Linked DNA regions of Homo sapiens: region 1 is linked to region 2. A link is a loop called in an ENCODE intact Hi-C map of the cell type or tissue named here. Cell type or tissue: ascending aorta. All regions are shown on one strand. Links, peaks and the distances in the headings refer to the core of each region. The heading gives the core; the rest is flanking DNA. Region 1 overlaps HIPK2 (homeodomain interacting protein kinase 2). Region 2 holds the start of LUC7L2 (LUC7 like 2, pre-mRNA splicing factor).

The links. Peaks named below come from ENCODE experiments on the same cell type or tissue, not always from the same donor. Only the 100,000 strongest peaks of a DNase experiment are listed, where the experiment ranks them.
Region 1: a loop joins it to region 2, with 4 times the contacts of the local background. A loop is called at or near these places in 3 of 110 quality-filtered maps.

Annotation. Positions count from the first base shown.
Region 1 is chr7:139,725,807-139,742,115 of GRCh38, reverse strand. The region is part of intron 1 of HIPK2 (homeodomain interacting protein kinase 2); the gene reads left to right. Among named protein-coding and RNA genes, the nearest start is that of HIPK2, 44 kb to the left of the region's middle. In ascending aorta, for the core only: no CTCF peak of the experiment used is centred there; DNase peaks (open chromatin) are centred at 7,505, 9,745, 10,565 and 10,895; H3K4me3 peaks cover 1,412 bases; H3K27ac peaks cover 7,895 bases.
Region 2 is chr7:139,353,259-139,369,567 of GRCh38, reverse strand. All of the region lies in intron 2 of FMC1-LUC7L2 (FMC1-LUC7L2 readthrough), which reads right to left. It overlaps LUC7L2 (LUC7 like 2, pre-mRNA splicing factor), which reads right to left and starts at 9,674. Exons shown (of 10, transcript NM_016019.5): 1 at 9,246-9,674. The coding sequence starts at 9,306. RefSeq lists a silencer at 8,980-9,409 and enhancers at 9,640-9,689, 10,410-10,539. In ascending aorta, for the core only: no CTCF peak of the experiment used is centred there; DNase peaks (open chromatin) are centred at 9,077, 9,797, 10,177 and 10,749; H3K4me3 peaks cover 4,063 bases; H3K27ac peaks cover 3,756 bases.

The DNA of each region.
Region 1 (16,309 bases), core at 4,842-12,841, 370 kb before region 2:
TTAAAGATGTTGTCATTTACATTCCTAATGGAAAATGTAAAGGCATTAGGGTCATACTGACATGTGTTTGAATTCAGGTCCTCTGATTTTACGAGCTCATGACCTTGGGGGAGCGAATCCTGCCAGTCTCTCTGGATCTCTTTCTTCTGTAAGGTGAGGATGATAATAATGACCTCCCAGGGTTGCCGTGAGGCTTAGATGAGAGAGTGTATGTAAAGATCAAGTTCACGTTCTTATCTTTGTTTTCTCTGACATTTTTCATCATACCAGGTTCTGTGCCACTTATCTATGATTTCAAAAGACGAACCATATTACAAACAACAAAACGTGAATGGTGGTGATCATACTGAGTATTTATTGAATAGTGACTGAGAAAATGAATGCACAGGAGACAGGAGGAGTTACCTGTGAAAATTCAGAGCTATACTGAACTGATCAACGTTCACGGAATTGGAGAAATAACAAAGGTGGGACAGGCTAGAGTGTGGAGATTAATGGGGGCTGAGGGAACAGGCTGTGCACTGGTAGGACATATTCAGGATCTCAAGCTACCTGCCTGCCACTTCTGCATCCCCACCGCGTCAAACTGTGGTTGAGCTTTCTTTATTAAATATGTAGCAGTTTGCTTTTGAAATACAATATCTTCAAAAACAAAAATAATGCCAGGCCTGCCAACAAAGTTTGTCCCGAGGGGGCAAAGGTGAAGGACAAGTGAAATGTTGCAAGAGGACAGGACGATACGAAGGATGGGGTCCAGAGTGAAAGAAGAGGCCTATGAGGCTCAGCACAGTGACTCTAAGATGAAACCGAGTGTCTCCCCAGGGCGCACACATGGATGAAAAGTGAAGGGAATGAAAGAGAGAGCCAGCCATTCCAGGACTTCTGCTCTTCTCTGCAGAAATCCTCCTTTCCTCACCAACTCTTCACCAACCCCCAAGCTTGCTTAACTAGCTTTGGAATTTGTACTTTGTATTTTTGAGATAGAGTCTCACCCAGGCTGGAGTGCAGTGGCGCGATCTCAGCTCACTGCAGCCTCTGCCTCCAGGGTTCAAGCAGTTCTCCTGCCTCAGCCTCCTGAGTAGCTGGGACGACAGGCACCTGCCACCATGTCCGGCTAATTTTCGTATTTTTAGTAGAGGTGGGGTTTCACCATGTTGGCCAGGCTGGTCTTGAACTCCTGACCTCAAGTGATCCGCCCATCTCAGCCTCTCAAAGTGCTGGGATTATAGGCATGAGCCACCGCGCCTGGCCGGAATTTGTACTTTTGCCTGGTAATTTAGTCCAGTGCCCAAACATGAAGTGTGAGTGTTTGTTTACTGCCAGCTTGGAGGGGACACATGCCTGATACTGACTCACCAGTTGCATTGGTGGTGGACTTGGCTCCTTCCCTGGGCTTCAGCCCATGTGTGCACCAGTCTGATCCCTTGCTCTGAAATATATTAGGACTAACAGGTGTGCAGGCCTCGAAGGACCCGTCTCTTTTGATATCTTCCTTGTCTAGTTGCTCTCTGATTTCTCATGGTCCTCACTCCCTCCGGGTCTTCTCCCTGCCAGTTTCTGAGCAGGCACTTTCCGGAGCACAGTGTGTGGATGACAGCAAATAAGTCCTCCGAGGCTTTGACCAGGAGCACAGACAGCTTTGCCCTGGTGAGGGACGGTAGAGAGAGCACCAGTTTGCGTCCTGCTGCAGCTGCACTTTGCACAGAGCGCCTCTTCATCTGGCAAGCAAGCATGCATTGTGCCAACCCTCGTCTGCCATGCCAGGTGCTGGCTCTTTCTCCGGGGCGATACCAGGCTAAGCATGCTGCTGGCACTGAGCGAGTCACAGCTTCTCTAATTTATTTACCTCAAATCAAACAAACCCTGACTCCTGCTTTGAATTTAGGCTGGTATTTTACCGAAGGACAGAAGGGCAGCATCTCTGCAGAAGGGCCTTCTGTGCGCTTTGCCTGGGACCTCTGGGGGACTTTGCATGACTCCTGGGGACTTCAGGAGGCCACTTTGGAAAACAAGTGTCAGGTCCTCAAAAGGTTAAACATAGAGTCGCCACCTGACCTGGCAGTTCCACTCCCAGGTATGTACCCGAGAGGAATAAAAACACGTGTCCACATGGTTGCATCGCAGCGAAAAGGAGAAGCAGCCCAAATGTCCATAAGCTGACAAGTGGATACACAAAGTGTGCAGTAATAGTCCACTGAATATTATTTGGCAATAAAAGGGAATGGAATGTTGATACATGCTACCACATGAGTAAACCTTGAAAATTTTATGTTAAGCAAAAGAAGCCAGATGGACATATACATATTGTGTGATACCATTTATATGAAATGTCTAGAACAGGCAAGTCCGCAGAGATAGAAAGTAGAGATTCATGGTTTCCAGGGGCTGTGGGAAGGGGGAATGGGGAGTGACTGCTAATGGGTATGGGGTTTCTGATAATCAGAGTGATGATAATATTTTGAAATTAGATAGCAGTGATGGTCACACAATTGTGTTCAAAACCACTGAACTATACCTTTTTTTTTTTTTTGGAGAGGGTCTCACTCTGTCACCCAGGCTGGAGTGCAGCAGTACAATCTTGGCTCACCGCAACCTCCGCCTCCAGGGTTCAAGCAATTCTCCTGCCTCAGCCTCCCGAGTAGCTGGGATTACAGGCATGTGCCACCACACCCTGCTATTTTTTGTATTTTTAGTAGAGATGAGGTTTTGTCATGTTGGCCAGGCTGGTCTTGAACTCCTGGCCTCATGTGATCTGCCCACCTCAGCCTCCCAAAATGCGGGATTACAGGCATGAGCCACTGCACCTGGCCTGAACTGTACATTTTTAAAATGTGAACTTTATGGTATGTGAGTTGTTATGTCCATAAAGCTGTTACTTTAAAAATTGCCCTGCTGGGGATGGTGGCATATACCTGTGGTCCCAGCAAATAGAGAGGCTAAGGCAAGGAGGATCATTTGATCCCAGGAGTTTGAGCCTGGACAACATAGTGAAACCCTGTTTCAAAAACAAAACTTGCCCGAAACTTACCTTTGTAGCCAAGTCCTTCATGGACAGGCTAGAGGTCAGATGGAAAGAAGTCAGAAAATTTATCTTGGGCGAGGGCATTTATTCTGCCACTGTGGGAGAAGCACTGTGCCATGGGTGTGGAGGAGCAGTGTTCAGAGAGGAGTGTCCTGTGGCCTCCACAATATTCATTCAAAATTTGCCAATGTCTTGGACATCCTGGGTTCCATTCCCTGCCCGGAAATGAGTTCCTCTTTTTGCCTGGTAGATTTCAGTGATTAATAAATAAATGTTCATCCTTATACATTTAAAAACATTTTATTTGGAAATAGTTTCCAAGTTACTAAAAAATTGCAAAAATAAAAATAGTACAAAGACTACCCCTATACCCAGATTCCCCTCCCCTATACCCCATATCCAGATTTTCCTGTTATCACTTCACCCCATTTGTTTTGTCATGCCCTTGAATGTGCTGTCTCTCACTGTTGCTCTTTTGGTTGTTGTGTGTGTGCCTGTGGTGTGTTTGTATATACAGACACACGAATGATCGTTATATGACTCGAGGGTAAGTTACAAATATCATGGTGCTTTATTCCGGCACCATCCAGAATGGTAGCTACTAGCCACAAGTAGCTATTTAAATTAAAACTAAACAAAACTTTACATTCAGTTCCTCAGTCACACCAGCCACATTTTCAAGGGCTGCATAGACACATGTGTGGCTGCATCAGACAATAGAGACTACAGAACCTCTTCAGCAGCACACAGAGCTCCTCTGGACAGCTCCGCGTTACCCCCGATGCTTCAGCGTGTGTTTCCCAAGAATAGGGCGCTCTCATACATGGTACAGAGATCAACTGAAGAGAATGTAACACTGATACAATATTTTTATCTGAGCCACTGTTTACATTCCAGTTTTGTCAGTTGACCCGGTGGAGTTCTCATTCCTTTTAGAATGGAGGTCTTGGGTCTTGTTTGTGAGCCCAGATCTGCTGGTCTGTACTCAGGGAACATGTATAAAACAGGACTGCTAAGTCTTGAATTGAGCCTGTGCCTTTCCTATGCCCTTTCTTTCCATAAACTCGAATCCTTTCTCTAACTCATGTGCAGATGGATCGGGTCTGGGCCCTGGAGCCCAGGTTGAATTTCCTTAGCTCAGAATTGTTTTAATGCTTTTGTCACTGGTTGAATAACTCAAGGTGCAGCTTCCTCCTGTGCTGACATTTGGTCTGTGAGCAGGTGTGGCTCTGCTCTTAAATCAGCAGAAAAGATTTCCTGTGAGTAAAAGGAAATTGGCCTTCCCAGCAACCGCACTGTTTTTCTTTTTTCTAATCACTTTCCCCAAATTTTAGCTTGCAACTAAGAAAAGGCTCATTTTGTTCTTTGTTTCTTATTTTATGGCTTAGTCGTGACCCTGTAGCTCTGAATCACTTCATGCGGCCCAGGACCAATGGGGCACTGGGGAGCTTCCGGCCCCAAACTCCTGGTGTAGCAGAGGCCGGATGTGCAGGGCCCTTGGCAGCTCATTTTCCTGCAGTCCAGGAGAAAGGTGGGCTTCTAGCGATTTTCAGCCATGGTTTGGGTGAAAAGCTGGGGTAATGAGCAAATTGCAGTGATTTTTATTCTTTCACTAACTGGTGTTAGAGCTTATCCTCCAGGGGATTTCTGGTGACTTAATGGGATTTCATGGCATGAGTAGGTATGGAAAACAGATTCCTGGGTCACTGACTTCACTTCCATAGACATTCCCCATCCCTTAATAATTCTTAGGATTTTGTGGGTGTAAAAGCTGGGAAACAAGAAATCAACGGGCTTATTATTCTTGTATCCTTTCCTATATTTCAAGTTGCCCCTTAGAATGTATCCTCATACGTCCTCCCACCTTTTTGTTTGGATTCAGCAAGTCTTAGAAGAGAAGAATCTTTAGCAAGGTAAGACCTCGGTAGGAATACTATATGAGCCATGTAGTTTGAGCCAGGATGGAAAAGGGAAATGAATTCATGCAGAGAGAGTGGAAATGGAGCTGATAGCTTCATTTTCTGCTTAACTAAAACGGAATGAAAAGGGCTTGGCTGGCAAGGTCAGGACCACAAGGCGAGCTGCTGAGAGCCGTATGGTGCAAGATGGCAACAGAGTTTCTACCCCTTGACCACCTTTTGAGAACTGACAGGGAAGACTCTTAGCGCTGGGCCTGTGTGGCTTGTTTGGAGGAGTAAATTGAGTATACTTGATGCTAGTGAAAGAACCAGAGAGCTTCCCTGCATCCAGCCGTTGGAAGGAAAACATACATTCGGACATTCTCTGTTAATATCTTATGCGTAACATGAGGCACCCTAGTTGGGTAAATGGCTTTGATTGGCCTTTGTGGTTCCGCAAGGGTTGCTGTGTTTTGTAGGATTGTAGTTCCTGTTGTACTCCATAGCTCCAGCGTAGGCATTAAGTTTTTATGTTATTCGATAGCATCCTCCCAGCTTCAACAAAGGGTATTGGCCCAGGACAGTAACTCCTAGGAGTGCCTGAGAGCTGATTTTGTTTCAGGTCAGCTCTGGCCTTGGAGATGCCCTCCCTGGGAATCAGGGCAGAGCAGAGGGCATCTGTGCCAGGAGGGTGTGCTCTCCGCGTCCTGCTGTGGGAGTTCCCTCAGGGAAGCACCTTGGCCACCCTGACACTGGTGTGTGCGAGCCCCTTCTGGAAACAGAGTTGCAGTGCCCTGGTGAATGCTTCTTCAGGGCATTGGCCCCTCTGTCTACCAGGTCATGCCTTCCTCTGCCACTTGAAGTCAGCAAGGACGCCAAAGGGGACCAGCCTTCCCTTCATTCTCCTGTCACCTGATCCTGTGGCTTCCACATTATCGTGGTTCCTTTCCTACCTGTCAGTGCCAGGGTCTTTGGGTCATCCCTCTAGTTTGTTGTCTGCACCTTCCCTGCAGGTTCCTATCGCCTCTCAGATGCGCCTTCATGGTGGGTGCCAAGCCCCTGGCCACATGCTTTCATTTCCCACTCAGAAGTGGTACCATTCCTCCCTCCCCTCTCAGCCACCTCCTGTGACTCCTCAACAGAACAAAATCGAAACTAGGCACCAAAGACCTGCCACGCTGACTCCAGCCTTTCCAGACCCTTTTGTCACTCACTGCAATGCAGAGCCCTCAACCACAGGCATGGTTTTATTCTTCCTGATGTTCCCTTAGATGGGTTTGGTCCTGTTTTATCTTATTTTCATATTGTGCTTTGTATTGTATCTGCACACTATCCCAGGTCCTGTAGGCAGTGGATGGCTTATGAATCTTAAATAAAAATGGGTCTCATCTGTCCCTGGAACCCAGTGCTCACTGGCCTCTGTGTTTCAGCTCACCCCTGGCTTCGCCTTGGGGTGCACTCTCGTGTGTAAAGGGGTCGCTGACTCTGAGAGCACTCCATCCACTCTCTGAAGCCTGCACCGTTCAATGGGCAACAGTTGCGACTTCCTTCTGTGGTCAGTTATCTCTTCTCCCCTTGGCCCATCTCGTCCTGTTGACCTGAAAAACAGGTAGCCCTTTCTTTCACAATGCCAGTGGTCACCTGCCACTCTTGGGGTGGTGCTTGGACATCGTAGGTGCTCAGCAGATATTCCTGGATGCTGCTCACTCTGTCCTCTACAGTCCTCAGCCTAGCAGATTTGGAAATTTGACTCCATAAATTTAAGGATTATTGGGTTCTAAAAGACTGGTTCATACTAACTAATTCTATAAAAGGCTGATGGATCAATCTGAATCATTTAAAGAGAGATAATCCTAGCATCCAGAGAAGCTAGGCCTACATATCAAGGTATTTTCTCCTTGGTCAGAAGGTCCTCTCTGGAATCCCAGTAAGAGATGAGAAAGTTGCTTATTTAGCACAGAATTTAAGCAAAAGGCTTAAGTCGTCATGTACTTCTAAATGTATTTATAAATCATGAAAACATTCTCTGCTCATGGGATACTTCTCTTAAAGAACCTGCATGGGATATCTAGAATCAAATATTCCCTTCCCCCCTCGACAGTGAAAAACCTATGACTTACTTCTAGACTTCACTAAGATTAGTGTCAATTATCTTTGTAACATCATCTCTCTTTATTTAGGTATGACATATCATAGTTATACCAAGTTGGTAGATATTCTCATTAATTACATTTTACGTCATTTTGGAGTCACAAATCATACGGCTTGTCAAATCCTGGTTTTGTAATTTTTGAGGGTTCCTTCATTTAGGATCTGCAGATCTCTATTTATAAATTAGTACAGCATAACACTCCTATGAGGGAAATGATAAATGTGTGTGCCTTGATTCTAGAAATCACAATCTAAAACACCATACAAGTTAGGAGTCCACAGTAGTGTGTATTTGGCCATTAATGAATCAGTGGTCCCCTGGGTGTGTGAGCCATGCTATTTTTAAAACCATTGCTGACTTCAGTGATAAAGAGAGTACAGAATGTGCCTTCCCAGGCTTGTGAGCTTACCATGAATAATACCCATGGTTATCATGATGTCAGAACTTAAATATTCTTTACCAAGAGCACAACCGTGGCGTCATGGAGCATGGGAATGCATTTAGGGGGCAGGGTGTGGAAAGTCCATTTTTCCCAGAGAAAACATCAGCCCAGGGTAAAAGCTGATTCTCCCATGGGGGCACTTAGGCCTGTATGCAGCAGTGCCAGACTCCTGTAGGGCATCTTCCAATTTTAGTCACCAGAGAGTGATTTGCGTCAAAGTTTGCAAACCAAACCAGAGCATTTGTCACTGAAGATCCCGTGCCTTCCACTTGTTCAGAAAAGTTATTAGGTGGGGGATTAGTACGTGCACACTTGAAATCACTAACACTGGTGGTGATGAGAGTAGTTTCATCATTTGACACATTGATCTCCTGAAGCATTCTCCTGGGGAATGGAAGTGATGCTAAAACATGGAAGAAAGGGACTGAACTATTTCGGAATTTTAACGTTGTCTTTAAAAACGTGTGCTCTGGTTTTGCTAGGTGAGCATGCTGTGCCTCACAATAGAATTACACTAAACCACGTTAATTGTGACTCATTAGGGATGGCAGCATTAACGAATATTCCAGCACTGGTTAGGATGGCCTAAGTTGTACAGCAGTAACAAACAACAGAGGTTTGCTTCACACTTGCGCCACATCTTGGGTCAGCTGGGGTCTCTGCTCTTTGTTACCCTCTTTCACTGACCAGGCAAAGGAGCTGCTCCTCCCCAGACCATGGTTGGTTACCGTAATATAAGGGAAAGAGGAGTCACACACTGGCCGGAAAGGCTTTTGCCTGAGAATGCTACTTCTTGCGTACTTCTTATTGTCCAAGGTGGATCATTTGGCCAAGACTAATTCTAAGTTACATGGCTTAGCTTACCTGAATTACAGCACAGCTTTTCAAAGTAATGGGTGCAAGACAACGTATTAGGATACAGAAGAAAATTTGAATATGTATATTTTATCTCACTTTATCCTTTAAATTTTTCTATATTTGTGTTTTTGGTTAACAATACTGTATTGGAAAGTAAAACATAGATTATTTTTAATTATAAAAATCACATATATCAGGAGTGTTCTCTTTTCCCCTGATTAAGTGCTTAATCAAAAAAGTTGAGATCATTGTTTATACAGTAGATACAAATCTGCAATAAGCATATTGTACATAGAAACTGGGTCTCAGTTATGACCAAGGATAGTGCTTTTGGTTAAAATGTTACATGGAAAAGAGATGCAGAAGCTTTGAAAGTAAATTCTATTCTGTGTTAGCTAGGCCTCTGGGAGCTAGCTGACCACCCTCCCCTCAGTTTTCACTAAACGCTTGTTTAGGACTGTATTAGTCCATTCTTGCATTGCTATAAAGAAATACCTGAGTCTGGGTAATTTATAAAGAAAAGAGGTTTAATTGGCTTCTGGTTCTGCAGGCTGTACAAGAAGCATGATGCTAGCATCTGCTCAGTTTCTGGGGAGGCCTCAGGAAACTTACAGTCATGGTGGAAGGTGAAGGAGGAGCCAGCCTTTCACATGGCCAGAGCAGGAGCAAGAGAGAGTGAGGGGGGAGGTGCCACACACTTTTAAGCCACCAGATCTCACAAGAAAACTCACTCCCGTTGCAAGGACAGTACCAAGATGAATGGTGCTAAACCATTCTTGAGAAACCACCCGCATGATCCAGTCACCTCCCACCAGGCCCCACCTCCAACACTGGGGATTACAATTTAAGATTTGGGTGGGGACACTGATCCAAACCATATCAGGGACTCACTATTTTATACACACACACACACACACACACACATATATATATAATATGTTATATATATTATATGTTATATAATGTCATATATAATATATGTTATATATAGTTATATATATATATGTTCATTTACTCCTCACAAGGACCCTATGAAATATGATTACTGTCTCCACTTTAGAGATGAGGGGATTGAGGCAGAAAGGGGTTAAGTAACTTGCTGAGATCACAGAGCTAGAAAGGGCAGCACTGGCATCTGACCTAGTTGTTGAGAATGCAGAAACAATCTGAAAATTAGCTCTTGGAATACAGACCCCTATGAAGATAGGGATGGCCTACATCACCAAATGCCATCCTGTCTGTTTTAAAGCAAGACATAGGAGAGCTATCAGACATCTTAGATGTACGTGGGGAAGGCGCCCCGCTACAAGAACCAGTATTATCTGAGTGGGCACCTCCTCCCAGCACTGGGTGTAAGTGGCTCCGTGCCATGGAGTTGTTGGGTAATAACGCCAGGACTGGCTTGATGACAGTGACTCACAGTAGAAAAATGTCCTTGCAACAGACCAAAGAACCCACTTTAATTTGCACAGCTTAGAATGGGCCACTGGTTGCCCTGCCAAGGGATCCCTGTACCAGCTGATTTTCATATCCACAAACACACACACAAAAGCACCTATTTAAATATTGCAAATAATACCACATTGCATTTTTATTATGCTTTATAGTTTACAAAGCACATTACAATGCTACTTTATTATTCTTAGTGTGCTCCAATATAATTTCACTTGCCTTCTCTTTTCTCACCTTTTTCTCATCTTTAGTTTCTTTTTCCTTTTCCTCTCAGCATCCGTGCCAACTTTCCCCACACTCCAGCTTTCTTCCTTTCGTTTCTTCCTGCTCTTCCCTCTCCCTGCGAGTTGTGGAGGTGGTACCTTTCCCGAAGTGATCCCTAATTGAGTTTAGTCAGGTGTCAGTTAAAGGCAACTGAGGGGAATGAAACAATTCTCCAAGGAACAAAACAGTTGTAACATGGAGCTCCTGTTGTAAATAGCAGTTGCTATTTAAATCAAGTAAGAAGGATGGATTATTGTGCTTTAAGAAGGGGATGAAATGAATCCTGTATTTAAAGAGAGCCTGGGGGAAAGGGTTATCTGCATCTCACATCCCCGGCATCACTGTGTCTGCAAAACATCTTTCACAAAGTTTTCTTTGCAGTTAGAGAACAGCCTGTGAGAGAAATGCTCAAAGAAATACATAAACATGAGTACAAGGGGTGTGCAAACAGGTGTTGCACTGAGCGCAGAACCCATTTGGCGGCCCTTTGTCCTGGTTCCTTTGTATAACTCAGCAAGAAGTTGAGGTTTAGAAAAGGCAGGTTTGAGGAAGTGCCGTCTGTGGCCTCTTAACTGTGGACGTCACTGATGAGAACAGATCGAACTTTAGATGCCTTCCTTAGAAATTTTGTTGTTTTGAAGTCAAACCTCAATCACAATGAACAAATATATTTGCATAAGGAGAGGAGGTGTATAGTGCCCTGGCAGGAATTAAGACTAAAACGTGGGAGTAAAGCTGTAGATGCTTCTGTTGCTTTTTAACCAAGAGGCCACAGACACAGGCCGGGAGGCTGAGAGGGCAACCTGCCATTTGGCCAGCGTCACTTTGCGATTGTTATAAATACTTTATCATAGCTTGAGTACAGACATGCCTTTTCAATGAAATACATCCTGACTTATTTTGCAGAGGGTACTAGTTTCATAGGGTGACTGTAACAAATTAACACAAACTATTAATAGGTGGCCTAAAACAACAGAAATGTCTTCTCTCACAGTTTTGGAGGAGTTGGCAGGGCCACGTTCCCTCGAAGACTCCAGGTAAATCCCCTTCTTGCCTTCTCTCGGCTTCTGATGGCTCCCAACAATGCTGGGCATCCCTTGGGTTACAGCTGCATTGCTCCAGTCTCTGCCTCTGTCGATGTGTGGCCCGCACTCTGTGTGTATGTCTGTGTCTCCTCTTACAAGGACACCAGTCATATGGGATTACGGCTCACCTTAATGAATTTATTGTAACTTGATTACCTCTGAAAAGACCCCATTTCCAAAAAAGATCACATTCACAGGTACTGGGGGTTAGGACTTAACATATCTTTTGGGAGGACACATAGTAATAGAATCTACACAGTTTTTAGTTTAAATGAAAATTAGGGCCAGGTGCGATGGCTCATGCCTATAATCCTAGCACTTTGGGAAGCCAAGGCAGGTGGATCACCAGAGGTCAGGAGTTTGAGACCAGCCTGGCCAACATGGTGAAACCCCATCTCTACTAAAAATACAAAAATTAGCCGGGCATGTTGGCTCATGCCTGTAATCCCCACTACTCGGGAGGCTGAGGCAGGAGAATTGCTTGAACCTGGGAGGTGGAGGTTGCAGTGAGCCGAGATCTCACCACTGCACTCCAGCCTGGGCGACAGAGTGAGACTTTGTCTCCAAAAAAAAAAAAAGAGAGAAAAAATTGCAGTGACATGGTAACAAGAACACCAAAATGGGAAAGAATAGAGTAGATTTCCAGTTCTGATTCTGTGTGCCACAAACATTTCTGAAGTAGAACCTGAGGTAGCTCAAAAAGGCACCTCAGCTGTGGACTGGGCCGGAAATGGGTGTTTGGCTAGTAAAACGCATCATTTTACTTTACCAACATAGTACCAGACATTTAAGGCTAACAAATTCACTCTTGCTCAGAAGAGAAAAAGCCTACCAGATTTTTAGTCTTGATTTAGACTTTACCAAACATTTCTAAAGGATAGGAAAAGTCCATCTGAGGCTTACCTTCCGTTGCCAGGCACACACCTGGCCTCCTCAGTATCTGCTGCAGGTCTGGTTTACTTGTCTCTTGAGGTGGTCAGTGAGGATTTTGAACCAGTAGTGAATGGAGGGACATTGGTATGTCATGTTAGGAAGTGGCTGAAAAATTCAGGGAAGGTGCTTTCTTTCGTAAAGGTTTGTGATTCAAACACCTGAAAACTGGTACTGCTGAAACTTTAACCGTCCTTATTTAGAACATTTCAGGGACAAGGTAAGCAGCCTTCTAGATCTTTGAAAAAATGTGGATTTAAATGGAATTCCTCTGGGTTGAAACCAGAAGTACAGCTGATTTTGTTTTCATAGTTTGTGGGTGTTTGCCTTTTTCATCCCACCACGTTTATTTAAAAGGTTGTCTTCTTGAGATCCTCCATTGGAAAGAAAATGCAGTGTTGAAAAACAGAACAATGTGGATGGCAGGTGAGAGAGGGCACACGAGGAAGAACCAAGCCGGGGCTCCTCCTCGATGCTGAGGGGCATGAAGAGGGGTGGCCTGAACTTGGCCGCCCACTGCCAGCCACTCTTGAGGTGGCTTTTGGGGCCTACTTAGGTTCTGCCTCAGACACACACAGAATCAAAACTGGAAACCTAGTTTTTGTGTTATTAATAAGCCACTCCCAATTCTCTCTCTCTCTCTCTCTCTCTCTCTCTCTCTCTCTCTCTCTCTCTCTCTCTCTCTCTCAGAGACAGGGTCTACTCTGTCACCCAGGCTGGAATGCAGTGTTGCAATCACAGCTTGCTGCAACCTCTACCTCCCAGCTTCAAGTGATCCTCCCACCTCAGCCTCCCGAATAGCTGGGACTATGGGTGTGCACCACCACACCTGGCTAATTTTTTTTGTTTTTTGTAGAGACAGGATTTCACCATGTTGCCCAGGTTGGTCTTGAACTTCTGGGCTCAAGCAGTCCACCCATCGCGGCCTCCCAAAGCATTGGAATTACAGGTGTGAGCCACTGAACCTGGCTCCAATTCTCTTTTATACCAAAGTGACTACAGTTGCTCCTCAGTAGATTGAGAGATACATTCCTATATGGCCTTTTTCAGAAGCGTTGTAACATCAACTCATGCAGAGCTTAATTTAAAGTAGATAGTATGCTTTTACTTGTTTCCAGCTATGATATTAGACTAATTGAAATGAACTTATAGGTCCTTTAAGGTAAGATATAGAGAAAGCACAAAGTGAAATGTCTTATCTCCAAGAAGGGAAAACCGAAGAGACTTCTTTTGGAATATGGTAATTATTTAACCTGAGAAAATTATACTTTAGTAAAATGCTTTTGGTTTCCTTAAAACTATTGTTATGGGTTGAATTGTGTTTCCCCCCTGCCAAATTCATATCTTAAATTCCTAACCTTCCATATCTCAGAATGTGACTTTATTTGGAGGTAGGGACTTTATAGAAGGAATCAGGTTAAAGTGAGGTCATCAGGGTGGGCCCTAACCCAATACAACTGATGTCCTTATTAAAAGGGAAATTTGGACACAGATACACACAGAGGGAAGATGATGTGAAGAGACACACAGAGAAGACAGTCATCAGTGAGCCAAGGAGGGAGGCCTAGAACAGACCCTTCCCTTCCAGCCCTCAGAAGGAACCAGCCCTGCTGACACCTTGGTCTTGGACTCCAGCTTCTTGAACTGTGAGACAGCGTCTGCTGTTTAGGCTGCCCAGTCAGTGGTGCTTTGGTACCCCAACCCTGGCAGATTCATATGCTATGTTTAGAAAGTGGTGTTTTGTGTTTTTCTAAATAAGGTTCTTAACCCAGCCAGGCACAGTGGCTCACACCTGTAATCCCAGCACCTTGAGAGTGTGAGGCAGGAGGATCGCTTGAGCCCAGGAGTTCGAGACCAGCCTGGACAACATAGGGAGACCCCGTCTCTATAAAAAAATAAAAATAAATTAGGCAGGCATGATGGCGCACACCTGTAATCCCAGCTACTTGGGAGACTGAGGTGGGAGGATCTCTTGAGCCCAGAAAGTTGAGCCTACAATGAGCTATGATTGCACCACTCTACTCCAGCCTGGGTGACAGTGAGACCCTGTCTCAAAAAAAAAAAAAAAAAAAAAAAATTAGCCAATGCCACTCTTGTTTCAAAAAGGATTCTTTGAATTGTTTTATTTTCTTTTCATTGATCCCATCAGTTTCCTGGAGAAAGAAGCTGAAAAAGCGTTTGTGTCTTATCAGTGTTTGCTTCAGCACTGGATTGGATTGGGAATTTTCAGATTGCTTATGAGCTCTTGACACCATGTCCTGTAGATAAACAATTATGGGTTGTCTGTACTCACCCACTGCAGGGCAAGGCTGGCTCACCCACAGTGGTTGATGGCTTCATTCAAAGCAGTATAGCAGAGTTACCAAAAGGAGTTATTTGGGGCCAAGTTAGCAGCTTGCAGAAAGAGAATTAAGTCTGAACATGTAACTCTGACAAATAATGAGTCAATAAGTAGATAGATGTGTGGAGAATTTGCAAATGTTAGGAAAAGGATGTTTTCTCAATCAAAGAAACACAGCCTATGGTAGCATTTGCAGATTCAAGGCAGATGACATAAAAGATTTTGAACGTTCTTAAGAGAACCACATTTCTTGGAAGAGCAGGAGGCGTGACATGGTGCATTTGGTTCTCTTCCCAGGAGAGCACCCTTCTTTCCCTGCTCCTGACCCTGTGGGAAAAGAGGGCTATTGGCTCATTCCCAGCCAGGCTCTGCCACTCTTTCTCTGTTTTCATTCTCCTGGATCAATCCCTTAATTGTGTTTATCATCATTTCATCCTTGATGTTTCCCTGTGACTCATATTGTCCTCCTCATACTATTTGACAATGTCTCTGCCCCCGAGGATTACTTGATTTGCCATCTGCTCTACTTTCTACAGCATTTCTCCTGGGAAACAGCTTTACCCACGGGGACTCCATTTCCACCGAGGTGTTGATGACAGCCTTCAGGTCCACATCTCCACCCATGACCTTGCGCCCATTCCCTAACCTGGCTTTTTTCTTGTTGCATATAGAACATTTCCTCTTTGTTGTTACTAATGCCTAAAACAAAATCTGCCCCAAACCAAGCCCTTCTAGCTGGCCTGTGCTCTTACCGTCAGCAGCACCATTCTCTTAGTCCCTTTGGGGCATGAACCTTTGATTTAGATCTTTTTCCCATTTGCTATTTCTCATTCTGGCCTTCTGGTCTTTTGGCTGTGTCCCTCTGTCTTTGGCCTTACCCATGAACTAGTTCAGGGTCACCTTGCTCTCTTCCCCTTCCAGTTAATCCCATGCAGGCCCAGCCCATCCTATTGATTTCCATTCCCTTTTCAAAGTGGGTGATCGTCATTCACAATTCAACCTAGCAAGTAGGAACTGGGTGCTGGTTAGGAAAGACCATTAGCTCCTGACACTTCAGTAAATTAAGCAATTTCTTGCCTCAGAGTTTCAGTATGAATAGCTGAACACTGGACATTTCAACGTAGATATCCCGTTAGTGCTCATAATTCAACATGTTGAAAACAGATTCTATTCTCCCCTCCCCCAACACTTCAACTCCACTTCCCATCTTCCTTCTCACTCGTGGAGCCCCACTCCTTCTGGCACCCCAAATGTGTTCTAGTCCCCTCTTTCCTTTGCTCTCACATCTCATCTGTCAGCATGTCTCACCTTTTCTCCTCTGCAGAGTTTTATATTTCTGCTGCTTCCTGTTTTCTCAGGCAGTTCCTTAGTCCGGGTCCCCCTTACCCCTCTGGACCAGCTTTCCCATTGGCTGAGCACTTGCCCAAGCTCCCTTAGCCCGGCTCTTCTTACTCAAGGCCACTTCTCTGCACTGACCCCCTATGCATCAGATAAGCAGTGGTTACCTCTTTAAATAGGTAAATGTATTTTATTTTAATCATTTCTTATGGTTATATTTCTCAGATGTCATAACCAGAAGACACAGAAATGAGAGATGACTCAGGGTCATTGTTGTTGACATCCACTATTTTATCAGGTGACGTATAGTCAGGTGCGTCCTGTAGTTTCAGTCTGTCTTCCTTCACTTATCAGCCCTCATTTTTCCTTTGGCTGGTGTGGGACTCATCTCGTTGTTTGGTGATTGTAGTCTGAGAACCTAAAGAATGAAGAAGTTTGGCTGGTGGCATGGATTTGGGAGTCAGGCAGACCTCAGTTCAAATCCCAGCCCTGCTAGCAGAGGCGAAGTGACTTTGGACAAATTATAG
Region 2 (16,309 bases), core at 4,802-12,801:
TGAAAATGTGAGAACAGGAATACTAAAGAATCTCCATTCCAAGGCTCTATTCCATGCCCTGCACCTATCTTCTCTCATTATATTAATACAAGCAAAGGGTCTTGGTAGCTGGCAGGGACCAATGCTATCATGTTTTGGGGGGTATGTGCTTTAGGAAATCTATCAGCCTATTCCTCTTCTTAAATTTACAAGAGACATCAGAAAAGCCTGAATAGTTACTTTAACATTAAGTCCTAAAATAGGTTATATAGAATTTATTTTAAGATATATGGCATAAAAAGTTACAGCCTGCTAAATTTTATATTTTGATACTTACTTGCAGAGCTGTAATTCTGACATAGTAACAATTGCACTCTGGATAGCCGGTGCCTTCTATCATCCAGAACTTTCTATATACAAAATTAGAAGTAACGAAAGCTATCTTTGGCTATCAAGCAATAGCTGAAAATAATCAAAGAAAAAGTAACTGGCTGATTTATCTATTAAAAAAGACAAGTTCTCATCAGCTGGTGATAGCTACAGAAGCCAACTAGAGCCTCCCCAAATCCAAAGGAAAAGAAATAAAAAAGAAAAAAAAAGATGAAAATATCAAGGGACAGAGGTGATAGACAACCCAATGATAAAGGAAGAAGTTAAAATGAAAAACAGATCACCATGAAGGAGACGTGAGCCTTAAAACTAAACAACACAGCAGAAATACTGCCTCACAGTGAATATGCAACAAATTTACAAAAAGGGTTGCCTCTGGGGAAAGGACTGAGACGGTGAAGGGGACCACAAAAGACTTTATTTGTAATGCTTTATGCACTTTTTACTTTTTTTTTTTTTTTGAGACGGTGTCTCACTCTGTCGCCCAGGCTGGAGTGCATTGGCACCATGTGGGCTCACAGCAACCTCCGTCTCCTGGGTTCAAACAATTCTCCAACCTCAGCCTCCCGGGTGGCTGGGATTACAGGCACCCACCACCACATCTGGCTAATTTTTATATTTTTAGTAGAGACAGGTTTCACCATGTTGGCCAGGCTGGTCTTGAACTCCTGACCTCAGGTGATCCACCCACCTTGGCCTCCCAAAGTGCTGGGATTACAGGCGTGAGCCACAGTGCCCGGCCTCTTTATCCATTTTTTAAAATTTGACAGAAATATACGAAATAACATTTGTTCAATCATACAGATGCTTGTTTGACCTCTGTACTTTTTAAAACATTTTTTTAAATGCAGACACCTATAATCACTATCACAGAACTTATTACTTAAAAATAAACATTCAAGTGTAATTCTTCATTCCCATTAGATTTTTGGTCAAAAGATGACAGAAGCAAATTATGTCTATAATCTCTAAGAAAAGGAAATAAAGATATAACTAAAGCAACTCTGCAACCTGGGTATCAATCTATTGCTATAAATAATTACTATACCCTAAAGCACATCAACCAATAAATATACAGAACACCATGTGCAGGGAAGCACTCCCTCTAACACAATGGAGTAAATTAAATTGTAACAGGAAGTTTTCAAAATATTTATACATGGTGTCCAGACTCACGTGAATCGACTGCTTAGTCCTAGCAACATGCCCTGCCGCTCTGCTCCCGTCCATAATGCAGGCTCACAGCCACTTTCCCTAGCATTTCTATCAGGCCTCTCTTTGATAAGCAGCTTTTCCCACAGCCAGGTACCTCTTCACATTCCCACTGTGGAACCAGTTGGTGAAATCCTGCAGAAACACTGACCCCCGTGGACCAAAGCACTAACGGAGAGGTGAGAAATTGAGCTAAATGAGGTAATTTCATCCTGGAGGTCTTGATGGACCTCTCTAGGGATCTCCTAGATCTCTCTGTCTCACAGGCTTGTATTTCTGTCCAGTCATTTCTGCTTACAGGCTTAGGTATATATATAGTTCAAACAGCTTTCCTTTCACATGAATACTCCCTGGAACAGTAATTTCCAAAGTATGAGATTTGCACAAAAGATGACTTTAGGTGTTACATGATTTTGCCAACAAGACATTTTAAATACCACTCAGTAAGGAAATTATTAATCACAATTAAGTCAAGAAAAAAAGTTCCCATTTTGCAACAGTACTTGTTTAATAAATTTAACAACTTCTAATTTTTAGCACAGGAACCCTAAGTGACAAGAGTCTAGTTACATAATACACCATTTTGTTTTCATTGTATTTATTTTTATGGTGGTATAAACTTTCATTTTAAAATTAACTTAAAATTTTTAGAAAGTGAGTTGACATAAAGGAAAATATTAAATAAACAGAAAACAGTAAATAATAATAAAGGCAAGGCCAGGCATGGTGGTTCACGCCTGTAATACCAGCACTTTGGGAGGCCAAGGCAGGTAGATCACTTGAGGTCAGGAGTTTGAGACCAGCCTGGCCAACATGGCAAAACCTCATCTCTACTAAAAATACAAAAATTAGCAGGGCATGACAGTGCATGCCTGTCATCTCAGCCACTCGGGAAGCTAGGGTAATCGCCTGAACTCGAGAGGCGGAGGTTGCAGTGAGCCAAGATCAGGCCACTGCATTTCACGCCTGGGAGACAGAGACTCTGTCTCCAAAAAATAAAAAATAAAAATAAATAATAATAAAGGCAATAAGTGTGACAAACATTTGGGAAACACTGATCTAGAAGAGGGTTTCTCAAACTTTTAATGTGTATCAGAATCACCTGGAAGGTTTCTAAAAACATGGATTGCTGGGGCCCATATCCAGAATTTCTGACTCAGTAGGTGGGTCCAAGAATTTATATTTCTAACAATACGACGTGATGCTGAGGTGATGCTGAATTGCTGCTCCAAGGACCACACTTGGTTTAGAATAACTAAACCAGAATGGTGATCAACAAGCTTTTGTTAGAGTCAAATGGTAAATGTTTTCGGTTTGCGGGCCATATGACTCTGTTGCAACCATTCAGCTCTGCTGTCGTAAGCCAAAGCAGCCATAGACATCATGTATATGAATCGGCATGGATGTGTTCCAATAAAACTTTATTTACCAAAAGCAGGAGGCCATAGTGCCAGTCCCTGATCTAAAACATACCTTCAAGTAACTTTAACTATTAAACTATTAAAGTTACTTTAAGAGAAAAGTCTACCATTTAAACTAATACTAGAGCACAGTACAGAACAGAACAGCCAGGTATATTATAGATACTATCCAATAATTATCAGTTAACTCTAAAAGAGAAAACTGGGGTCTGCAGAAATCTAAGGTATTAAGATTAAAAACAAAAACCATTTACCATATTCAGGAGACAAGATTCAGCAAGGGCAGCTGGTTAAATTCCTTTCATGTTGAGTCAAATAAGTCAAACATCAGTTGTACATGGTTCACAACTATACTGGAACATATGGGTCAATACTGAGTGCTTTTTGGAAAGAAGTTTTAAAGATTCTTTTCTATGCTAATAGCAAAATATGACATTTATTCAGCTGAATGGACTTCATGTTACTTTCTGACGGCTTTGACTTCTCAAAGTCCTAAGTTATTCAGTTCAAACAAAAACATGGAGCTGCAGATGATTTCAGAGTTTTCACAAATTAATTTCTCTATATCCTCAATAATCTTGCAAAACTGAACAACTGACCTATTTTGGCCCTGCCTTCCAATATCTATTCTAGCAGCTGCTAGTGCATGAGAACCTAAACAAAAAGGAAACAGAATAGCTTTTCTGCAAGTTTTGAATTCACAAGATTCCCTCTTCACTCCCTCATTCTTTTTCCAGTAAGATGTTCCAACTTCCTTCACCTTCTTATAGTTTCTTAGTAGATTAAGTTATGCCAAACTGCTTGTTTCCTCAAGAACTCTACATACTAACAGCAGTAGGCTTTAAGAATTCAGTCCTTTTCAAGCACCTTTCTGGAATTCCATCTTTGGGGAGTATCTGCCTCATTTAACTAGTCTTGCCCACTTATTGACCTTTAGTTTTAAACCATCTGCCTGTCTTCTCAACCCTCCTGCTTGCTGAACTCACAGCAACTTTAAGCTTCAATGCTTTGTATGAACCACCTGTTACTGAAGAGTACCTGATTCACTAAACCTGACCTTGATCCATGACACCTCATGGCCATTGAATTCCTACTACCCATCTTGAACACGTTGAACACTACCATCTATCCTTATATGACAACATCCAACCTAAACGAAAATAAAAGAATTTACTTGCTCCTTATAGAACTGATGCAGAAATAGACAAAATGATTTTTCTTTGTTTTGCTTATATTTACCTGAAGTAAAAGAATGTCTCAGAAGCATATGCTTACTTGAGGAGAACTAAACAACTGTAGAGAATCCAGGAACGATGCAATGTTATATGAAGTGATACTTTTATTGTTTTCTGGGCTGCTGTGTAGATAGAAATATTATTCAGAGTTCAAAATGCAAAATGAGGAAAACTTTTCTTTTTTCATTGATTCACTATGCAGGTGCTTTCAGTGTTTTGGATATGCCTGAAACTCTGATAAAGTTAAATAGTTAACTGAAACGCAGAGAAACTACTGTTTAATCCTATAAAACTCCTTATATTAAAGAATTTACAAGCTCTAGACTAAGAAATATCCTGTTATTATTTAAAAAATGTCTGCGTATACATTAAAGGCTCCGCCTCCTTCACTTAAAATGAACAATCCAAGTGGAATAAAAGAATGGCTCACAACTGACCAAGAAATGAATATGGTTCATTATGTTAATGAGAAAAAATTAAGAGAAAATGTTTTCAATGTTGATGAAAAGTCAAGGAACACAGATTACAGTAAAGATGATTTTATAAATAAAATCCATTAAAGAACGCACTACTTCAAACTTTGATTCAGTAATTTTGCAGAAAGGCAGAAATGTCATACTATCTTACAGATTACACGGTTATGTACTACTAACCTTACATTAGCAACAAGTAAATGGCTTTCTTAACAGTATTTTCCTGGGTATGAGGATGAGTATCCTTTCAGTTTTATATCCCACAAACTATAACTACTGTACAACTGATCAGCAAAAATATTATGATTAATATGTTAACTGAGGAAGTATATCCTACAATTTAGAAAGATTAACATTTAAAATAGTTAAAATTATTGAAAGTTTTAACTTGCCCGAAACAGTCCCTAACCATAAGGGACAATTAATGATGCTATAAAATTCTATCTAACATTCCTAGTCTACTTGTTGTTTTGGAGGGCAGGCTGCCATTCCTGCCTATTTTAATCTTTCGAAGGTGGTCTCTGCTCCCATTTAAAGGTATAAGCAATTAAGAGATACAGAACCCTCAGAACTACCTTCTATAACTTACCTAATTTCTAAGCTTAAAATGTAATCTAGGCTGGGCATGGTGGATCACCCGAGGTCAGGAGTTCGAGACCATCCTGGCCAACATGGAGAAACCCCATCTCTACTAAAAATACAAAAATTAGCCAGACGTAGTGGCAGCCACCTGTAATCCCAGCTACTCGGGAGGCTGAGGCAGGAGAATCACTCGAACCCAGGAGGTGGAGGTTGTAGCAGTGAGCCGAGATCGTGCCACTGCACTCCAGCCTGGGCAACAGAGACCCTGTCTCAAAAAAAAAAAAAAAAAAAAAAAAAAAGGATGTAATCTAAATCCACACCCTCAATTTTATTTAATTCTTATTGCTTGCATCTTCCCAGACTTTCCTGGGATCAAGACTAGAGACTTATGACCAAACTGTGTTTGTTGGCAAAGGGGCTTTAGCTAAGGAACATCCTTGCAATTAATCCAACTGAGCAAAAATCACAGTCTGTGTGAGGGTACTGGGTTCTTCCAACTGTCACACAGACAATTCTCAAACTGTTTCTTGGATTTTCCTGTGCAACTCCTCCCTGCTTTCAAATAGAATGAATATGTTCAGGGAAAACAAATTATCCCTCTCCCCTCTGCTAACAACTAAAACAGAAAGATATTTATAAAACGTAATGAATCATAAACAAGATAAAATAAACTAGTAATTACTATCTACTTATAGCTCCTTTCTAAAAAAACTTAAAATATATTTATTTTTCAACATTTCTGAGTATAACATAGGAAATTATTTGGTTTCCCATATAACAAATTACAGATTTAACTTGAGGCAAAAAAGGTTAAGTGACTTACCCAAGGTTACAATTAGAGGTACAGCTGGGGCTAGAAACCAGGTCTCCTGAGTCTCAGCCCAGTGCTCTTTTCCTTAGCCCATGATGCCTTATCAGAAAAATCCAAATACAGTCAGACCCCCAGTTATATGGGTATGAGTTACACTGATTCACATATACAAACTTTATATAGTGTGACCAATGTTTCAACTCACGCGGTACCCTGCTTCCATTTATGCAGTATGCCAGGCATCGGCACGATTTTCAGTGGCACACAGGCGGTTGCCACCACCAGGGCCCTAGGCAAAATTGCAAAGAAGGCAGAGTTTGTCTTTGGCCCTCCCACCTCCCTTATGCATTTCTCTCCCACCTCCTGGCAGTCCCCCTGCCCAGCCTCCCGGCACCATCATGCTGCCCTCAGATTGTCTAAAGCCCCCAACTTCCACCACTCACCCAGGAATGTCCTTTCTTGAAGTGCCCAGTGATCCAAAATTACCTCTCCATTTCCCTGCTAACAAAATTCCTACTCCTAAGGATTCCAGTGAAGTTTAGGTAATCTAAATGATTAACTACTTTATGTAATTCAAGTTAAGGTATATTTAACTAACAGACTTAAATCTCCAATGAATTTTAAAAGGAACTAATTAAAAACTGTCAGGAAGGGGAGGGGGAAGAAACCTTGAGGGGGTGAGGAGGTAATGTTTTCCCAAAGCCCCAGGACTCTGTGCCACTTCAGATTCCTTCACAGACAGGACACTAAGAGTGGAGGGGGTCACTGCCACCTTGAACCCCACTTCCAAAAAAGAGAGTCGCTGCTTTATAGTCTCTGGAATTAAAAAAAAAAAAAAAAAAGGACAGAGTTGCCTTAAATACCCTCCTACCTACCTTTTCCATCTCTCTCCCACCTCCTGGATACCCATTTCCACCTCTTAGTGCCAAAGACACCCAACAGCGTTCCCATAGGCTGTTTGTGTGTCCAATACAAGGGTTCCCATTAAATGGTTTCAAATTACATGGTGTTATTCAGGGGACGTTTCCATGTTCCCCTATCCCTGGGTAACTTGAAGTTGACTGTATGCTAAAAAAGAACAATCCTAATTATTAAAAGTCCTGAATCATAAAATGATATATATAAACTCATTAAATGGTAAGAAAAAAAAGAATGTTCTGATTATTTTGCATATATAGAATTAATTTTGATATCTAAAAAAAACTCCACTCAATTATTTTTCCTTGAAAGTAGTATATTTTTTACTTCTAACCCAATACAGCAGTGAAAATCCAGTCATTTCAGCTAAACAATACTGTGGACTCGTAAATATGAGTTCGATCATAAATCCTCTAAGTCTGAAGGTTAAAAAAAAAAATCCAGTAACAGACACATAAAAAAATACACAAAGTGGATTTTAAGAAATCCATGTTTCTGCTGACTACACACACAGAAATATATATATTTAAATTTAGCTTTGCAATACTAGACGGGCTGCCTAATTCAGAAACTTATCAGGAGATGGTTTACCTTGATCCAACTACCCTCCCAGTAAAACTAAGAAATCCAATCCATGAAGAAGATCCCAAAAATGGTATCCATCAAGGATTAAAAGGATCATGTAAAGCACGTCTTAAATAACTTAATTTTATTACACAGATTAGTTATTCTGTTAGCTAGGATCCAATGAAACCCGTTCCCAATACCCTCTCTCATGTTGGAAAAGGAGGAATGTTAAGACATGCTGCAGTGATAAAGTAACCATTCTTATCTAAACGTGAGAAATGATAACAGTTAAAAGTTTCTCCAGTGGCATTTTAAGTTAATGTTAACTTTCCATACAAAACTCATTTCCTTCCCAATCTTTCCTCTCTACACAACCACAAGTAGGTTTGCCATCTACACCTATTTGTCTATATATTCTACAAATAAAAGTTCCCAATATGGGTTTTTATTAAAACTGAAAATGTGAACACTGAAAAGCCACTCTACGCACTGCTGAAAGATTTGAATGCAATAAAATTTTTAAAATTTACTCATATTTTGCTGTAAAGCACTCATGTAAATTAAAAGAGTAACTTAAAAACTAAATTTAAGACGTGCCTTTTCTCTTAAATCAATACACTTAAATAACTTCTCAAGAAAAAAAGCATTTCCTTAGTGGCTAAGAAACTATCTGCCTAAAGAAGCAACACATAAAAACTACCAAGGATTTTGCTGTGTTAAGAAAGTAATGAACTAGACCTTTCCTACATATTTGAATGTATTTAAGTTGAATTTGAGAGTACATTACTAATTAACATCACCAAAAAAGCAACAGCATTTCATCATTTTATTTAGAAATTCTCTTTATGACAAAGGATAATCCAGCAATTAAGGGCTCTCTATACAGATTCTAAACTAAACGCCTGAAAGGATCTTTGTTCTCCTCTATTCTACTTCACTGGGTACCAAATTTTCAAAATCGTTCTGTTAGGGACATGCAACATTTGTCAATATTTACTGAACAAAGCCTCTATTAAATTGTCTAACAAAATGGAGGTCTCTCGGAAAAACAGGCCATAACATGTTCCTTCTCACAAAATGGGGCCAAACACACCCACTTAAGAAACCATGGTTTGGGTCAGATTTTCCATAAAAATGGTTGTTTCTGTGGGGCTCGAGGGTGCATCTCTGAGACTGGGTTAGTAATAAAGGTTTCCTCCTGACCCAGGAAGAGGAGGGGGAAGCTTCTCTCTAGGTACTCTGGAGGACGGCGGCGAGGGATGATCCCAAAGCTCTGGGTTAAGGAATTATATCGGGGGTGGAGGCCTTAGCTTTCCGCAGGTACCTAACCAGCGACAAAACGGGCCCCCCAACTACGCAACAGAGACGCGGGCTCTCCCGTCTCAGCCAAGTCAACATTAAAAGCACAAACTCTCCTTTCTGCCTCCAGGCCCCGCCTCACCCCATTGGCAGCAGTTCCCGCCAATCCGCATGGTCACCGCCCCCCCTGCCCGCCTGCCGAGCCCTGATTGGATGGGACGGGGGACGGGGACCTCGTGTTACCAATCTGGGAGCCCCTTACTCAGCCACACGCGCGCGCCCAGGTGCGCCCTCGGAACCCCTTCCCTTCGCCGTCCCCGTCCCCTCCCCCACCCCCAGGGCCCTGGCAGAGACTTACCGTCCCGGGAGGTGCCCATCAACTGGTCCAGCATCGCGCGCATCTGGGCCTGCGCCGACATGGCGGCGGCGTAGCGGGCGGACGGGCGGGGGTGGGGCGCAGACCGGGCCCTTTTGGGCTGGGGGATAAGGGGAAGGGATGGGGGAAGGTGCGCTGCTGTCTCGGTGGCCGCCGCCGCCTCGAGGCGTGCGGAAAGGGAGCCGGAGGGGTTGCGGGAAGAGTCCGGACTGCGCTCCTCACGACGACGTGTACGTGGAAGACGACAGCCCCCGACAGCGACCCTCGTGCCCTCACTCTCCGTCCGGTTCTTGGGACAGAAGCGACACGGGCCAAGCAAGCTCTCGCCTTCAACACCGCCACCCGCCAGAAGCCGTCAACCCCCCCTCAAGCTCTGACGCCGCTCGCCGCCACCGTCGCCACGACGGGAGCGCGCACGCTCCTCGCGCTCAGTCGTTTCCCGCGGGGGCTCCACCAACTGGCGTCCAGCTGTATCACTCCGCCCGCCCCGCCCGAGTGGAGTTCCACCCTAACGGCTCTGGGCGCGTGCACGCGCGCTCCTCCCGCCCCTTTACCCCGGATCTCGCGATACTCTGGTTCCTTAACTGACTGTGCAAGCCGGATCCGCCCCGAGGCGCCAAACCTTACATTACATTCCCTCCCGGCTGTAGGGCTGGCGGCTAAGGCTGCGCTGCCCGCGGTGATGGCGATTCAGACCCAAATTAGCAAAATGCGCTAGAGGTTAGCCTGGGCGGAAAGTAAGTAGAGACCATGCCCATCGTCGACCGGACTGCGGTCAGCCTCCTTGGCGTCTGAGGTGGGCGTGCTCGGGGCGAACGCCCGCCCCGAGTGGCGTGGACGCGTCCTGGTTCTCGTGCGCCTTTCCCGGCCGGGAGCAGGCCTGTCTCGCCGCCGCCGGGGCCGCGTTCCTTCCGCTGCGTGGGGCTTTAAGGCTCCTCGGCTGGGAAGTGTCAACTTCAGGAGAAAGCGCCCGAAAGCAGTACCCTAGGAAACAGGCGCGCCGACCCATTCGGATTCATCTTTACCTACAAGGTCGCGGGCGGCTTAGTCTGAATGTGAAACCATAAAAACTCAGCGTATTCTCAGCTACTGGGGAGGCGATCTCGGGGAGCAGGGAGCCAGCGGCGCTGGCCGCAGGGAAGCCTGGATTCTGAAGCCCGGCCCGTGACTGGGGCCTTGGCTTCAGTTCTACCCCTCGTAGGGCTGGTGGAGGTGGTCACACGTCTGCTATGGCGTGGCTGTTAGAACAAACTGGAATAAAATACTTAGCCCTGAGCCTTTCCCTGGTGTTTCTAAAAACTGTTTTAGTAAAATATTAATTCCTTGCCGGGCGCGGTGGCTCACGCCTGTAAACCCCGCACTTTGGGAGGCCAAGGGAGGTGGATTGCCTGAGGTCAGGAGTTCAAGATCAGCCTGGCCAACATGGTGAAACCCTGTCTCTACTAAAAATATAAAAATTAGCCGGGCGTGATGGCGGGCGCCTCCCCAGCTACTCGGGAGGCTGAGGCAGGAGAATCGTTTGAACCCGGGAGACGGAGGTTGCAGTGAGTCGAGATGACGCCACTGCGCTGCAACCTGCGCGACAGAGCGAGACTTCTAAAAAAAAAAATTCCTTAAGTAAGACATAGGTCAGTGTGCAGGAAGAAAGGTTGCTTAAAAAGAAATCTAAAACTGTAAGAAAAATGAATGAGTTAATAAAACCAAATGTTTAAGAAGACAGGCACTTTCTAGATACTTTGAAAGGACATAATAGAGATTTGTGTTCCATTAACACTGTATATTCATCGCCTAAAAAGAAATTTAAAACTGTAAGAAGAATGAGTTAATAAAATCAAATGTTTAAGAAGACAGGCACTTCCTGGATACTTTGAAAGGAAATAATAGAGATTTGTGTTCCATTAACACTGTATACTCATCGCCTTGGAACTGTTATTAGCAGATCAATAAAAAACATGAATAGTAGTAATAGTCCCAAAATTCCTTTAAATGTATATTGCGGCTGGGAGGGATGGCTCATGCCTGTAATCCCAGTACTTTGGGAGGCAGAGGCGGGCGGATCACCTTGAGGTCAGGAGTTCGAGACCAGCCTGACCAACATGGTGAAATTCCATCTCTACTAAAAATACAAAAATTAGCCGGGCATGGATGCGCGTGCCTGTAATCCCAGCTACTCGGAGGCTGAGGCAGGAGAATCACTTGAACCCGGGAAGTGGAGGTTGCAGTAAGCCGAGATTATGCCACTGCACTCCAGGCTGGGTACAAAGCAAGACTCTATCTCAAAAATAAATGCGTATTGGGCCAATGAAAATTTTTGAGGTCGGACGCAGTGGCTCACACCTGGAATCCCAGCACTTTGGGAGGCCGAGGCGGGCGAATCACGAGGTCGGGAGTTTGAGACCAGCCTGCCAACATGGTGAAACCCTGTCTCTACTAAAAATAGAAAAAATGAGCTGGGCGTGGTGGCGCATGCCTGTAGTCCCAGCTACACCGGAGGCTGAGGCAGGAGAACCGCTTGAACCCAAGAGGCGGAGGTTGCAGTGAGCCGAGATCGCGCCATTGCACTCCAGCCCTGGTGAGTGTGAGACTCCATCTCAAAAAAAAAAAAAAAATTATTTTGAATCAAGTTATCTTTAGTAATACACAAAATAGCTTCTCTTCAGTTATTCAGAGAACTCTGAATTCCAAACTCCAAATACTAGGATATCCTTTGGGAACTGATTTATAATAATAGAAAAATGTGCAAATTAATATGTCTTTGAGGGATACACTATTATGTACACAATGTGATCTGACCCTGAAAAACAGTGTATTTAAAGAAATACACTAAAACCAATAATTATGTTTTGTTGAAGAGATTTGAGTTCTTTTTTTTATTTTAGATGTCTTATAAACAGCATATAATTGGGGCTTAAAAATAGTCTATACAATACATAATGATCAAAATTGAGGAGTGAAATTGAGGAGTGAATTAAGTGATGTTCACTCTTGGAAGCATTGATGATTTATATTCATGTAATTACTCCTGTGTTTGGGTTTAAAACTCTTATTTTTGCCTATTTGTCTCATCTATTTCATGTTTTTCTCTCCTTTCCTGCCTGATTTTTAATCATTCCAATTTCTTCCACTCTAGTAGTGTGGAAGTTTCATTTTATTATATTTTTATTCTTTCAGTGATTACCCTAGAAGTTATAATGTGTATCCTTAAGGTATCAAAGTCTAATTTAATCAATACCTTTATACTCCCCTCCCCCAAGAGAGGTAATACAAGGAACCTAGAACACTAACTCCATTTACTCTCATCCCAAGTTATATGCTCTTGTTACCAGGTCTTTTAGTTCTCTTATTTTTTAAAACCAAGTTTTATATAATCAATGTTCTTTATTTACCACTTATTTTGCTCTTCATTCCTTCGGAAATCTCTGCCTGTCCATCTGGGATCATTTCCTTTTTGTCTGAAGTTTATCCTTTAGCACAGGAGTCAGCAAGCTACGGTCCACAGGCCAAATGCAGCCCACGGCCTATTTTTGTGAATAAAGTTTCACAAAAATTCGAATACTGCCAGGCTCGTTCATTTACATATTGTTGTGGTTGCTTTTGCCCCACAATAGAGTTGGGTGGTTTGTGAGGGATCCCATACTGTGTGGCCTACAACACTCAAATATTTACTATCTGACTTTTTTTTTTTTTTTAACGCAGGTTTTCACCATGTTGGCCAGGCTGGTCTCAAACTCCTGACCTTAAGTGATCCACCTGCCTCGGCCTCCCAAAGTGCTGAGATTACCAGGGTGAGCCACTGTGCCCAGCCTGACTATGAAGTTTGCCTACCTTGCTTCAGGGTTTGTTTTTGTGTTGGTCGGCTAGTTGGGGGAACGCTCCCATTTTGTTTATCTAAAAAGATCTTTATTTTGCTTTAAATTCTAAATGGATATTTTTATTAGCTAAATCCTAGGTTGGAGGTTCCTTTTTTTTTTTTTTTTTTTTTTTTTTTTTGAGATAGGGTCTTGCTCTGTCACCCAGGCTGGAGTGCAGTGGCGAGATCTCGCCTTGGCTCACTGCAGCCTTGGCTTCCCGGGCTCAAGTGATCCTCCCACCTCAGCCTCTCAAGTAGCTGGGACTGCAGGTATGCACCACCACACTGAGCTAATTTTTAAAATTTTTCTTGTAGAGACAAGGTCTCCCTATGTTGCCCAGGCTGGTCTCAAACTCCTGGGCTCAAGCAATCTGCCCACCTCAGCCTCCTGAAGTGCTGGAATTACAGGTGTGAGCCACCACGCCCAGTGGTTATTTTCTTTGGGCACATACATTCTACCTAACCTTTTACCTTCCACTGCTCCTAAGAAGTCAGTTCTGTTTTTCACTCTTTTAAAGATAGCTGGCTACTTTATCATGCCATTATGGACTCATTGAACAATGAGTTTTCATTCATTCGTTCATTGAGAATCCATTAACTAACATCTTTTGTCAATTTAGGAAATTCTTAGCTCTTACCTCCTCAGATATTGCCCCTCTCATCAACTTCTGGACATTTAAATACATGCATATTAGATAGTTTTCACTGTATCCTATCTCTTTACTCTCAGTCTTGCACTTTTTACCTTGGTCTTTCAAAGCCGATGCCTTTTTCTGACAAATTTTATAGTTCATTAATGTCACTATGGAGCTGTATCTAATTTGTTGTTAAATCCATCAGTTGAATTTTCAGTTGTAGAATTTGTATTAGGTTCTTTATCAAACCTATAATGTCATTTTATAGTTCCTGGTTCCCTGATGAAATTTCCAAGCTTGGCTGCTTCTTTGACCTTAGTGAACAATTGTTGTGTAATCTGAGTTGGCCAATTATAGTATCTTAAGGTTTTTTGTGGTCTGTTGCTCATGTTGGTTCTCACATATGAAGTCTTTTCTTGTGTGCCTGGTTTTCTTTGTGTGCTAAACATGTATTTGTAAAAAAAAAAAAATGTATAGAAATAATATAAGCCCTAAGTATAGGATATAATCCTGTCTTCCTCCAGAGAGGATTTTTATTTTCCTTTTTAGGTAACTGAAGAGATTACTAGTCAGGAACCACCATAATACAGGTTCAAGGCCTCATTTTCTCTTGACCAACAAACAACAAAAATCTGGGCGGAAAGTCTGGCAAGGAGGCTGGGTGGGCACCATGGCTCACACCTGTAATCCCCACACTTTGGGAGATCTACGCAGGAGAATCACTTGAGGCCAGGAGTTTGAGACCAGCCTGGGCAACATGGAGAAACCCTGTCTCTACAAAAAGTACAAAAATAAAAATTAGCAGAGCATGTTGTGCGCCAGTAATCCCAGCTACTCAGAAGCCTGAGGCAAGAGGCTCTCTTGAGCCCCATGTGGTCAAGACTGCAATCAGCCATGACCTTACTACTGCACTCCAACCTGGACAACAGAGCAAGACCCTGTCTCAAAAAAAAAAAAAAAGTCCAGCAAGAATTTTTGTTTTATTTACTTCCAATTCACTTTTGGGATTGAATTTCAGGGTCCTAGCTTAAAGTGGGTGTGATTTATTAGAGTCCCTACCTTTGTGAGCCAAAACTTTTTTTCTCTCAGTCCTATAGCTCACTCAAAGTGCAGCTCAGTTTCAATACTGAAGCTATTTCTACCAAATTGACAAATGCTGGCAGGGTATAGTGGCTCATGCCTATAATCCCAGCACTTTGGGAGGCCAAGGCCAGTGGATAACTTGAGGTGAGGAGTTCGAGACCAGCCTGGCCAACATGGCAAAACCCCATCTCTACTAAAAATAAAAAAATTAGCCAGTTGTGGTGGCACGTGCCTGTAATCCCAGCTACTCCGGAGGCTGAGGCAGGGGAATCGCTTGAACCCGGAAGGCGGAGGTTGCAATGAGCCAAGATCGTGCCACTGCACTCCAGCCTGGGTGACAGAGAGAGACTCTGCTTCAAAAATAAATAAATTGACAAATGCCATCATGCCAGCAATGTGTCTTTGTGTGCTACGCTACTTGTCTTGGTTGTCTTCTCCTATGTTCTGACCCAGCATTTCACCACTAGTTTTATTAGCTCTTTAATGATTTCAAGAATTTAAAAAAATTTTGACTTTTGTTCCAATTGTCTTCAACAGAAGGGTCACTCCAAATTACCTAGACTGCCATTAACAGAATTGGAAGTTTGTTCTCCTGTTTGTAAATTTTTTCAATTTTTTTTTTTCTGAGACCGAGTCTCTATTGCCCAGGCTGGAGTGCAGTGGCGTGATCTCGGCTCACTGCAACCCCTGCCTGCCAGGTTCAAGTAATTCTCCTGCCTCAGCCTCCTGAGTAGCTGGGATTACAAGTGCCAGCCACCAAGCCCAGCTAATTTTTTGTATTTTTAGTAGAGACGGGGTTTCGCCATGTTGCCCAGGCTGGTTTTGAACTCCCAAGCTCAGGCAATCCGCCTGCCTCGACCTCTCAAAGTGCTGGGATTACAGGCGTGAGCCACCGTGCCTGGCCTTCAATTTTTTTTTGTTTCTTTGTTTTTTTTGGGTTTTTTTGAGATGGAGTCTTGCTCTGTCACCAGGCTGGAGTGCAGTGGCGCAATCTAGGCTCACTGCAACCTCCACCTCCCGGATTCAAGTGATTCTCCTGCCTCGGCCTTCTGAGTAGCTGGGACTACAGGAGCCTGCCACCACGCCCGGCTAATTTTTGTATTTTTAGTAGAGATGGGGTTTCACCATGTTGGCCAGGATGGCCTCCGACTGCGTGATCCACCCGCCTTGGCCTCCCAAAGCAAAAATTTTAAGTGTAGTAACCATGTATTCATCTTAGCATCTGAAAAAAAAAATCTCTGTATGTCTATGTCTACATTTTAGCAATGATAACCATTCCTCTTCCAGGAACAAGGTCTCAGAGGGTAACAAAATAATATAAAGTAGGATTAAACTATACATTTAAAACTAGGTAATTAAAACAGAATAGGTACAAGTAACATGTTTTGCTAGCTGTCCAGAACAGACAACCCTTCAATTTATTGTAATTTATGAACTAAATATGGTAAATAAAGGCTATATCATACAAATTAATATTG